Regions from separate parts of the Homo sapiens genome. Here region 1 is linked to region 2. A link is a contact called in ENCODE Hi-C or POLR2A ChIA-PET data. All regions are on one chromosome and are shown on one strand. The core of a region is the stretch at or near the end of the contact, and the rest is flanking DNA. Distances in the headings are between cores, read along the strand shown.

Region 1 (5,785 bases), core at 1,638-4,137, 1.3 Mb before region 2:
AATTTGTTGTGTAAAGTAGGCAGGGTGAGCATTTTTACCTTGATTTTACAGATATGATATTGTTAACTGACCAAACTTAGCCAACAACTCTTCAGGTTTTAGTTGAAAACAGGAGCAATCAAAGAGTGAGTCGTTGAGGATTAGCCACTCCCCATAACTGCAAGCCCAGGTTGTAATGACAGCATATTTCAGATAATGGTCTATTATACATATGGACATTTATTAGAGGAGCAGGCACCAAATGAGTCTGTAAGTCTGACGAAGTTCAAGTGAACTATCATTGGAGGTTCTTTAACAACACAGAAGAAATATTCACCCGAAGCACACATGGTGACATTCAGAGGTTGGCTCTTGTGCCGTCCTAAACTATTGGCTGGACACCAACTCATTAGTGACTAAAGTCAGTGCTTTCCCTAAGGAACTCAGGGTATAGGTCTCAGTGGTTTCTTATGAAGACAAAGGTGGAGACTGTTTCTAAAATATTTAGTTATTCCAAATGTCTCAAACACTGTTAATTTCACCAGAGAGGGAGCCCAATTCTAACATTCTTCATGCTAATTTTCAAGTCACTAGAATTTGTTACAAGACTGGTCCACGGATCAGCACCATTGACATAACCTGGGAGCTTGTTAGAAATGCAGGTTCTCAGCCCTGCTCAAGACCAGCGTCTTCATTTTAACAAGATTTTTTGTGATTCAGAAGCATGATAAAGTTTGAGGAACACTGTTCTATAAGTCAGATGCCCCTTGTTTATGCCTTCTAATATACCATAAAGCTGTGATCTGCCTCTATTAGAGCATTTACCATGTTGAATTACAGAATTCATACATTTTGCCAGTTCTACTAGGTCAATTATTATGTCTTACTCATTTCTGCATTTCTATCACATGGCATATATTAGATGCTCAATTCATGTTGAATGAATGAATAAGAAAACTTTCACATGATAAAATTAGTTTTTCAGATCCAATTGTAGTTTTCTCAGATTTATAACTGGCTATGCATCCTCACACACTTGAAGTCAAAATGTGATTAGAAGACAGGGTAGTGGCCAGCTTTCCAGGGCTACCAGTGAGAAAGAAGTAGGTATTGGACCTAGGAACCAGGAAGTAATGGCATGATAGGAAACTCATGAGGGACGGCTTTAGTCCACAAGTAAGTGGATATTGGGAGAAGGTAGAGTTACTTAAGGGGACTGCTATGGAGGGTTTGTGTCCCTCCAAGATTCATGTTAGACCTTAAATCTCAAGGTAATGGTATTAAGAGGTAGAATCTTTGGGATGTGATTAGGCCATGAGCACTCCACTCTCATGAATGAGATTACTATCCTTATAAAAGAGGCTTCAAAGAGCAGTCTGCCCTTCCATCCCATCTGCCAGGTGAGAACACAGCAATTGTACCTTTGGTTTTCTCTACCATTTGAGAACACCATGAGAAAATGCCATTTATGGAAAAGGCCCTCACCAGACACAAAATCTGCTGGTGCTGTGATCTTGGACTTCCCACCCTCCAGAACTGCGAGAAATAAATTTCTACTGTTCATAAATTACTCAGTCTGTGGTATTTTGTTATAGCAGCAAGAATGGACTAAAACAAGAATCATATACACCAGTGATTCTGAATATGTTTTCTGCCTCAAGCCACCCAAGAGATTAGGCAGATTTCCAGCAGTAAGAAGAACTAACTATAACAGAGTTTTTCACTGGAAGCTCTCCCTCAACCATATATAATTCTGCTACAACTCATACCCATATTTTCTGCTAGACTCACTGAGATATGCTGTTGGCTTAATGTCCGGTGTTTTGAATGGGGCAGGAGGGCACTGAGAGGTAACAGTTACCAAGAGCAAATACTGTGTTTGGAATCAAGTGTTTGTTATGGATGGTTGGATTTAGGTGTCTAACCTGGCAGATTAGGCCTAGGTGTCTAGGAATTCAACATCAGGAAACAGCAGGTTATAAGAGGACTCATCAGATGAGGTTTAGCCCAAATCCAGAGACCCCAGGCATGTAACACCTGAGCTGTACCCATTTTATATTTTCTCTCTCTATTAAGTCTCCTTTGGGGTAAACAGTGTTAACTAAAGGCCTAATAATGGCTACAGGTGGAGAGAGAATTTGGGGCCACCATGGAAATGTGAAACAGTATTGGCACCTACCCAGAATCCAGTGGTTAGAGAAAAAATAATGTCCACCCTGTAATTAAGAAGAAAATATTTCTCCTCCTTTACTTTGGATGGTCCTTAGGGGTAATCACAAACCTGGGCTAGGGGGAGCTGAGGGATAACATTTAAAGAGTGGGGAAGGGGTTATGAAGCTTATTGAGGCTTTTGGCCTAAGGCCGGATATTTAAAATAGCATGCCTAGGGAAGGCAGGCAGGCACTATTCAAAAACGAAACTGAATGGAGGAGGCAGTGGTAAAACGAAGGGCAGATTCCCTGTGTGAAGGGTCAGCTCCTACTGATAATGCCTGGTGGGAATCTGTGCTTATTTCTCAAACATAGAAAATAAAAATCTATATTTTAAAATAAAACGTCTCTACTTTTAAACCTTGGCAAATAATTTCAAAGGTATATGAAAGGTATTAATGCTGTGAAGGCTAGAGTCAGTCTGATGGTTGCCAGTTGGTAACATCTGGCCTTAGGAAACTTTTTGGATGTAGGAACTTCCGGACTTCTGTCTTGTGAGTGCTTTGGGGTCTCTCTTTGTGTTCCTTAGAGAACCACAAAGTGTTGACTAGAAACCAAAGAGAAGGAAATGAGAAGTTGGTTAGTTAGTGCTTGTTGTAGTTGAAATGAAGTCAGTCATCTCACTCTAACCACCGTCTATTAGGTTGGTACAAATGTAATTGTGGTTTTTGCCATTACCTTTAATGCACTCACTTTTGCACCAACATAATAACTCACCAAAATAAAAAGCAACCAAACATAAGTGAAACCAAATGAAAGCCAAAATCAACAGCCAAAAACCTCAGCTTCTTTCTCAGTGCCTCCATAGATGGCACAAATTATCTCCTTCATTACCTTACTGGGAAATCTGGTAGTCTTTTTTTTTTTTTTTTTTTTGACTTTTTTTTTTTTCCTTACTCAGGCTTCTCATCCTATCATTATTCAGGTCCAATAGATTTCACCCTTGAAACATCCACAATTCATCCTCTTCCTTCTTCCTTCCTATTGCCATTGTCCTATATTCGATTCTACCATACTTTGCCTAGAATACTCCAAAGGTCTTCTTATTACTATGTCTAACATATTTCAGGAGGAAATGAGATAAACAGGTTCAATAAATTTTCTTCCAGGACACTATGTTTGTGGCCAGGGTCTGTGGTTGAATCCACAGGTAGGACTAAGCAGGTTCTTCTCACCTGGAATGGGCAAGACACAAGACCAGAATGTTTTTAGCAATGGATGGGTCTGGTAGAGTAATTCCTGACTTCAGAATTAGAACAGAATAACACACAGGTCAATTCTGTCTGGGAAGTCCCTTGTTCGCTTGTAATTACCATGGCTTAACACTGGCTATATATTCATATATTTATGAAAATAAGTCATAACATAGATGAGTTTATGCAAAATATACAATAATGAGATGAACTAGGTCAAGTGATGATTGTTTTATACCATCTGTCTTACCAATCCCAATGGCCTGTTAGAAACTTAAATGTTATTGGTTAGGTGACTTTGAGGTCTGTAGATCAAATAATTTTAGGGAAAACATGAAACACAAAACATGGGGAAAGAGACTGTCCCTCAACATTAGTCCATCCTTTGGCCTAAGGGTTAACCTGGCGAGCATCCCGTGGAGGCCTGCTTTCTTCAGGTCTGATTTAGACCCATCCAAGCAGGATGACAGTGACCGAGGTAAATTTTCCTAACGCTAATTTGAAGGGCAATGAATGATTACCAAACCATTAACCTGCACCTACCAATGAATGTTACAGAAAAGGAGGGCTCAGATTGGGAGATGTCTACTAACTTGGTTATAGCTTCAAGGACCTATAGTTAGACTGTCTGGGTGACAGCAACATTTTATACCAGTTACTTACTAGCTATGAAATCTCAGATAAGCTGCTTATCCATAATAAACATTAATTCCCTTATTTGTACAATGGGGAAAATATAATCGCATACTCCATATTTTGTGGTGAGGATTAAATAAGAAAGTACCTAAATCTCTTAGCAAAATAGCTACCTCGTAATAAGCAACTGATGAATTATGATATCATTATACTTATTCCTCAATAAAAGTTTATTCTAACCTCTACCTATATCAATATAAACCATTTTAAGCATGCTCCCCCAAACCAAAATTCAGATATTTCGGGGAATTTCAAAAGGACAAAACACTCTTAATAACTATTGAATATATAATATATTCTCATGCTTTAAAATTCAAAAAGCAGGCTGGGTGCAGTGGCTCAGACCTGTAATCCCAGCACTTTGAGAGGCCAAAGCAGGTGGATCAGTTTGAGCTTATGAGTTCAAGATCAGCATGGGCAACATGGTGAAACACCATCTCTGCTAAAATAAATAAATAAATAATAAAATTCAAAAAGCAAAAAAAGGAAGTAAAACCTGAAAGTCTTTGTATCGCTCACTTTTCTCAGCTACAAAGTTTGCCTCTCACAGGTAACTAAAGTTACCAGTTCCTCAAATATCTTAGAGAAAATTAGTGCACCCACCAGCAACAAGCAAAAAGACATTTCCCCCAAATTGCACTTAAAAGTGTTTTTAAATCTGAATCTCTCCCATCTATACTGCTAAGAAGAATTATTATTTTTCACCAGGACCTGAGGTTCTGCCACTTTGATACATATATGTCTGTTGTTAGTTTCCTAAGACCGTAGCTAAAATTTGCCCTCCATCTAGTCTTAGTACTGTGAGACATATTTTATGGCTCTAGTATTTGTGCCAAACATTACCTTGTTGCATATTAAATTTATATGGCAGTTCAATATGGTTAAACCCAGATGATAAAGAACTTGCTGTACTTAATGGAATTTATTGGGTATGTGTGTATCCTGATACAAATATATTTTCCTTATAAAGTCTATTCTGCCCTTTGCAAGGCATAAAAAGTCTGAAATTAGCTCTGGCTTTTTCTATGAGTTTCAAAATATGATCTTTAAAATAAGACAGCAAAATACTGTGGTGGAACTGCAGTTTTCGGAGGAGTCTTTAGAAACATCTTCCTCTTTTCTCTATCCACTCCCTCTAAACTAAATACATGTTTCCATACTATGAAGAGGGTATTGACTATTGAAAAGTTGACAGTAAACTCTAGGGCAAATGTGAGAGTTGGAAAGCCTAATTGTTCCTTTTAATATCATTCACAGGGCCACGATCACCATGTAGGCAGGGTTAATGTGCAGAGTTTGCAACAGGAATATGAAATCTGGAAACTGTAGTGAATTCTGTATGTCCCCATCTAGGTCTTCATTACTAGCTATTACATTTCCCTACTTTCACTCTAGGTATGGTGAGTACTTCATAAAAGCTTGCAGCTACCCTCTTCTCTCGGGAAGTGCCTCAACCAGCGGCCACATCATGGGAGGTTATAGCCCCTGCCCCTAGGAGCAGTTTTCAGCCAACAAGTGACTGACACAGGTTTTCTTAAAGCCAACCCCCACACCTCAAGGTGGAATAACTCTGTGAACAACTCAGGCTCCAGTGGTCCCTATGGGATCAATCTGAAGCTGAGACCACGTCACTGTTTATATGTGACGGGGAAACAACGGGAGAGTAGGAGGGCAGTTATTAAGGACATCATTTAGAATAGGATGGGG
Region 2 (5,556 bases), core at 105-2,604:
GTGGCAATGTTGCTTCAAAAACATTTTAAAGGATAATTTCCAGTTTCCTTTTTTAAAAAAGGAAATTAAATGAAAGGCAATTTCCAACCAAATGAAGTTCACCAGGAATATACAATTATGAAAAAAAAATTACTTGTCAGAGACATTACAAAGGCAGAGTTCCAACACAACAAATGGCCAATTGTGATCATGTTTATCAAAGAATCTGGTATTTCTTTACATAGTTTAAAACGGATTAAATTTGAAAAGTAAAAAAATATAATACTTATTCACATTTTCACCAGGCATTTTTGGATTAGTTGCACTATTATCAGTGAAAGAAGAAAGTATTTTAAAAGGTGAGTCATAATTTCTCATAACATTACTAAGTTAGCATCAACATTACTGGGACTTAAAGCCTCAGTCCCAACTACTTGTTTTGGCTGAAAGTGTGTGAAACTCAGATATATGTGTGGATTACCAACACCACCCTGCAATGAAGGGGATTAGCTCTGTCACAACAAAATGAAAAGCATATAGCTGAGATAGGCATAACTGCTAAATATTTGGTTACTTCAACTTTTAAAGCAATATGTGTAAATTTCATTTCCCAGCTTACCAGGTGGGTACTTATAAGAACAGAGAAATTTTCTCCTGAACATGATGTATACCTCCAAACCCACAGAAGAAAATGTGGCATCTACCTAATGCTCTCAAATTGTAGTGAACATAATAATCACCTCTGTATTGGAGATTTGGTATTTTTGGCCACTAGGCACCCAATCTCTCTTTTTATTAGCACCATGTGCTGGATTGTCTGTTTCGACTTGGACAGTAAAGCACCAGGTCTAAGGCCCTGTGCAGAAAATAGTTAACACAGCAGACCTGAAACTGCTGCCTTAAAAAATCCTGCTTGAAAAGTTGGCTTTGGGTTGGTGTCTGGGGACTTGGATTTTGAGAGGATTTCCACCATTCCCAGAACTGATAAGAGTGGCTTGCTGTGCCTAGACTGTTTGTACAAACAATATGATTTACGCTGAACATCTGCTTTACCCTGGAAGTCTGGAATGTTGGCTCATGCTGGGCAGAGGGTACTTATGTGACCAGCCCTCAATAAAAACCTTGGGTACTAAGTCTTTAACACGCAGACTTAGGAAACAACATTTCAAACATGCTGTCATAAACTGTTGCTGGAGGAATTAAGTATGTGTGCGACTCTACAGGAGAAGAATTCTTGGAAGTTTGTACCTGGTTTCCTCTGGACTTCACTCATTGTGCCCTTTCCTTTTGCTTGTTTTGCTTTGAATCCTTTCACTGTAATAAATCATAGCCATGAGTATGACTGTATGCTGAGTCATGTGAGTCCTGCTAGCCAAATCCTCACACCTGGAATAGTCTTGGGGACCCCCACACAGAGTGAAAACAACACATCCCAGAATCCCTCTCTCTATAGGGTTAGAATTGGCCAATGAAAGAAATTGTGCAGCATTTGGAAAACAAGCACCACACAGAAGTTATTACTCTCAGAAAGTCGTAGCAGTCAGACATGGTAATGGACAGACACAAACATATTCAGTGGGTCACAGACGATCCTTACTTTCCTACTCTGAGCTCGTATCAACTGCTGGCTTCATTGTTTGTATTAGTCCATTTTCACACTGCTATAAAGACATACCTGAGCCTGGGTAATTTAATTTATAAAGAAAAGAGGTTTAATTGACTCACAGATTTGCATGCCTCAGGAAACTTACAATCATGGCAGAAGGGAAAGCAGGCACATCTTACACGGCAGCAGGCGAGAGAGAGCAAAAGCAGGGAAAACTGCCCTATAAAACCATCAGATCTCATGAGAACTCACTCACTATTACAAGAACAACATGGGGGAACCCACCTCTATGATCCAATCAACTCCACTGGGTTCTTTCCTCGACATATGGGGATTATGGGGATTATAATTCGAGATGAGATTTGGGTGGGGACACAGAGTCAAGCTGTTCAATTCCACAGAGTCACTGTTCAATTCCACCCCCAAGCACACCACCAAGCCCTTGTCTCCTGGCCTGCATAGGTAGAAGCTTCCACAAAGGCAGTGGCTTCAACACATCTCTCCATAATCTCCCAGATGCTATCCCACCTGAAAACCAAATATACACAGTTTCTTGCACTTTTCATCTTGAGTGTATTTGCAACAAAGATGCATATATAAAAAGGCAAGTACAACAATGTGTGACTAAGATCCCCTGCTCCTAAATGACAGGCTATTGTTGTCAGGTATTTTATTTCGTTCCTTTTCAAACCATAAAATTAAAATGCTATTATTATTAAAGGCAGAATGTTTTTGTTTAAATTTGTCTATATGTTTTACCAATTTCTTTACTCATATTCTTTCTTGTATCTCAGACTGTCATTCCAAGGCCACTTTCTTCTTCTTTAAGTACACATAATAAAGTTAATTTAGTCAAGTCTTGTGGTAAACATTCCCATTTTTATTGACCCCATAATAATTTACTTATTCATGGGGTACATGTGAGTATTTGTTACATGCATAGAATATGTAATGATCAAGTAAAAGTATTTGGGTATCCATCTCCTTGAGTATCATTTCTGTGTCACAAACATTTCAAGTCCTCTCTTGCAGCTACTCTGAAATACACAATACATTCATTGTGCTAACTATAGTCATCCTACTCTGCTATTGAAAATCAGAACTTATTTATTCCAACTCACTGTATGTTTGTACCCATTTACCAATCACTCTTGATCACCCTCCTTCCCACCCACATGTACTTCCCAGCCTCTGGTAGCTATCATTCTATTCTTTATCTCCATGAGATCAACTTTTATAGCTCCCACATATGGGTGAGAATATGCAATATTTGTCTTTCTGTGCCTGGTTTATTTCATTTAACATAATGACCTCCAGTTCCACTCATGTTGCTGCAAATGACATGATTTCATCCCTTTTTATGGCCAAATAGTATTCCATTGTGTATATATACCATATTTTCTTTATTCATTCATCCACTGATGGACAGTTAGGCTGATTCCATATCTTTGCTATTGTGAATAGTGCTATAATAAACATAAAGGTGCAGATATTCGTTTGATATACTGATTCCCTTTCCTTTAAATAAATACCCAAAGTAGGATTACTGGATCAAATAGTAGCTCTGTTTTTTATTTTTTGAGAAATCTCTATACTGTTTTACATAATGAATGTACTCATTTACATTCCCACCAACAGTGTAAAAGAGTTTTCTTTTTTTCCACATCTTCACCTGCATCTATTATTTTTTGTCTTTTTTATAATAACCATTCTAGTAAGATGATATCTCATTGTGGTTTTGATGTTCATTTCCTTGATAATTAGGAATGTTGAACAACTTTTTTAAACTTGTTGGCCATTTGTATGTCATCTTTTGAGAAATGTTTACTGATGTCCTTTACCCACTTTTTAATGGACTATTTAGTTTTAAAAATGGAGTTGTTTGAGTTCCTAGCATATTCTGGATATTAGTTCCGTGTTGGATAAATAGTTTGCAGATATTCTCTTCTGTTCAACGAGTTGTCTCTTTATTCTGTTGATTGCTTTGCTGTGCAGACGCTTTTAAGTTTAATATAATCCCATTTGTCTATTTTTGTTTCTGTTGTCTATGGTTTTGGGGTCTTAGCTATAAAATCTTTGCCTAGACCAATGTCCTGAAGTGTTTTCCCTAATGTTTTCTTCTAGCAGTTTTATAGTTTGGGGTCTTACATTTAAGTCCTTAATCTGTCTTGAGTTGACTTTTGCATACAGTGAGAGATAAGGGTGTAATTTCATACTTCTGCAAATTGTTACACAGTTTTCCCAGAACCATTTATTGAAGAGGTTGTCCTTTCCCCAATGTATGTCCTAAGTGAGTTGGTTGAAGATCAGTTGACTATAAATACATAGATTTATCTCTTGATTGTCTATTCTGTTACTTCGGTCTATTTGTCTGTTTTTATACCAATACCATGCTGTTTTGGTTATTACAGCCTTGTAATATATTTTGAAATCAGGTAGTGTGACACTTCCAGCTTTGTTCTCTTTTGCTCAGGATTGCTTTGGCTATTCGGGCTCTTGTTTGGATCAATACAAATTTTAGGATTACCTTTTTCTAAGTCTGTGAAAAATGACATAAATAATTTGATAGGAATTGCATTAAATCTGTAGATTGCTTTGAGCACTATAATCACTTAAATGATGTTAATTCTTACAATCCATGAGCATGGAATGTCTTTCCATTTGTTTCCTCTTCAATTTCTTCCATCAGTGAGTGCTTTTTTAGTTTTTCTTGTAGCGATGGCTCACCTTTTTTAGTTAAAATTATTCTTAGGTATTTTTTTGTAGCTATTGTAAATGGGATTGCCTTCTTGATTTCTTTCTCAGCTAGTTCATTATAGGTATATAGAAATGCTACAGATTTTTGTATGTTGATTTTGTATCTTGCAACTTTACTGAAAGTATTAATCAGATCTAAGTTTTTTGGTGGAGTCTTTAGGTTTTACTAGATGTATGATCATATCATCAGCAAAAAGTAAATTTCGCTTCCTTTTTCAAATTTGGATGTATTTTACTTCTTCTTCTTGCCTGATTATGCTGGCTAGGATTTTCATTACTATGTTGAATAGGAGTGGTGAAAGTTAGCATCCTCATCTTATTCCAGTTCTCAGAGAAATGGCTTTCAGCTTTTCCCCATCCTATACAATGTTAGTTGTAGATTTGTCACATATGGCCTTTTTTATGTTGAGGTATGTTCCTTCTATGCCTAGTTTGTTGCAAGTTTTTATCATGAAGGGATGTTAAATTCTATCAAATGCTTTTTCTGCACCAATTGAGATTGTATGTAATCAACCGTATTAATTTTCTGCTTCATTTTGTTAATGTGATGTATCATGTTTATTGATTTTTATATGTTGAACCATCCTCGAGACACATCCCTCTTGATCATGGTATATTATTTTTTTATGTGCTGTTGGAATCAGTTTGCTAGTATTTTGGGGAGAATTTTTGCATCTATGTGCATAAAGAGAGTTTGGTGTGTAGTTTTCTTTTTTGTTGAGTCTGGTTTTGCCATCAGGTTAATTCTTGCCCTATAGAATGAGTTAGGGAAAAGACCCTTCTGTTGGATTTTTTGGAATAGTTTGAGGATACTGGATGTTAGTCCTTCTTTAAAGTTTAATAGAATTTGACAGTGAAGCCGTCTGGTTCTGAACTTCTCTTTGTTGGGAGACATTGTATTACTGCTTCAACTTTTTTATTTGTTATTGGTCTCTTCAGGTTTTCTATGTCTTCCTGATTCAATCTTGGAAGGTCGTGTGTGTCTAGGAATTTATCCATTTTGTCTGGGTTTTCTAGTTTGTTGATGTATAGTTGCTCATAATAGTCTCATGATCTTTTGTATTGCTGTGGGATCAGTTGTAACGCCTTCTTTTTCATTTCCGATTGTGTTTATATGGGTCTTCTCTCTCTTTTATTGGTTACTCCAGGCAGTGATTCATTGATTTTATTTACTCTTTTCAAAAAAACAATTTTTTATTTTATAAATTTTTATA

What was found. A loop is a pair of places that touch in the nucleus more often than their neighbours do. ChIA-PET counts read pairs that join two places held with the same protein, here RNA polymerase II (POLR2A).
Region 1: a map with no recorded cell type shows a loop between it and region 2 (7-fold over the local background). The contact joins two enhancer-like sites. A Hi-C loop is called at or near these places in 1 of 37 single-sample maps with no recorded cell type. POLR2A ChIA-PET finds 5 or more read pairs at or near these places in 1 of 52 experiments (activated T-cell).

Annotation. Positions count from the first base shown.
Region 1 is chr5:40,375,598-40,381,382 of GRCh38, reverse strand. No RefSeq gene overlaps it. Among named protein-coding and RNA genes, the nearest start is that of LINC00604, 140 kb to the right of the region's middle. Within about 2 kb of position 2,887, at least 3 of the 41 ENCODE cell types and tissues checked have a DNase peak (open chromatin) inside an H3K27ac peak, as active enhancers do.
Region 2 is chr5:39,088,414-39,093,969 of GRCh38, reverse strand. No RefSeq gene overlaps it. Among named protein-coding and RNA genes, the nearest start is that of RICTOR, 17 kb to the right of the region's middle. Within about 2 kb of position 1,354, at least 5 of the 41 ENCODE cell types and tissues checked have a DNase peak (open chromatin) inside an H3K27ac peak, as active enhancers do.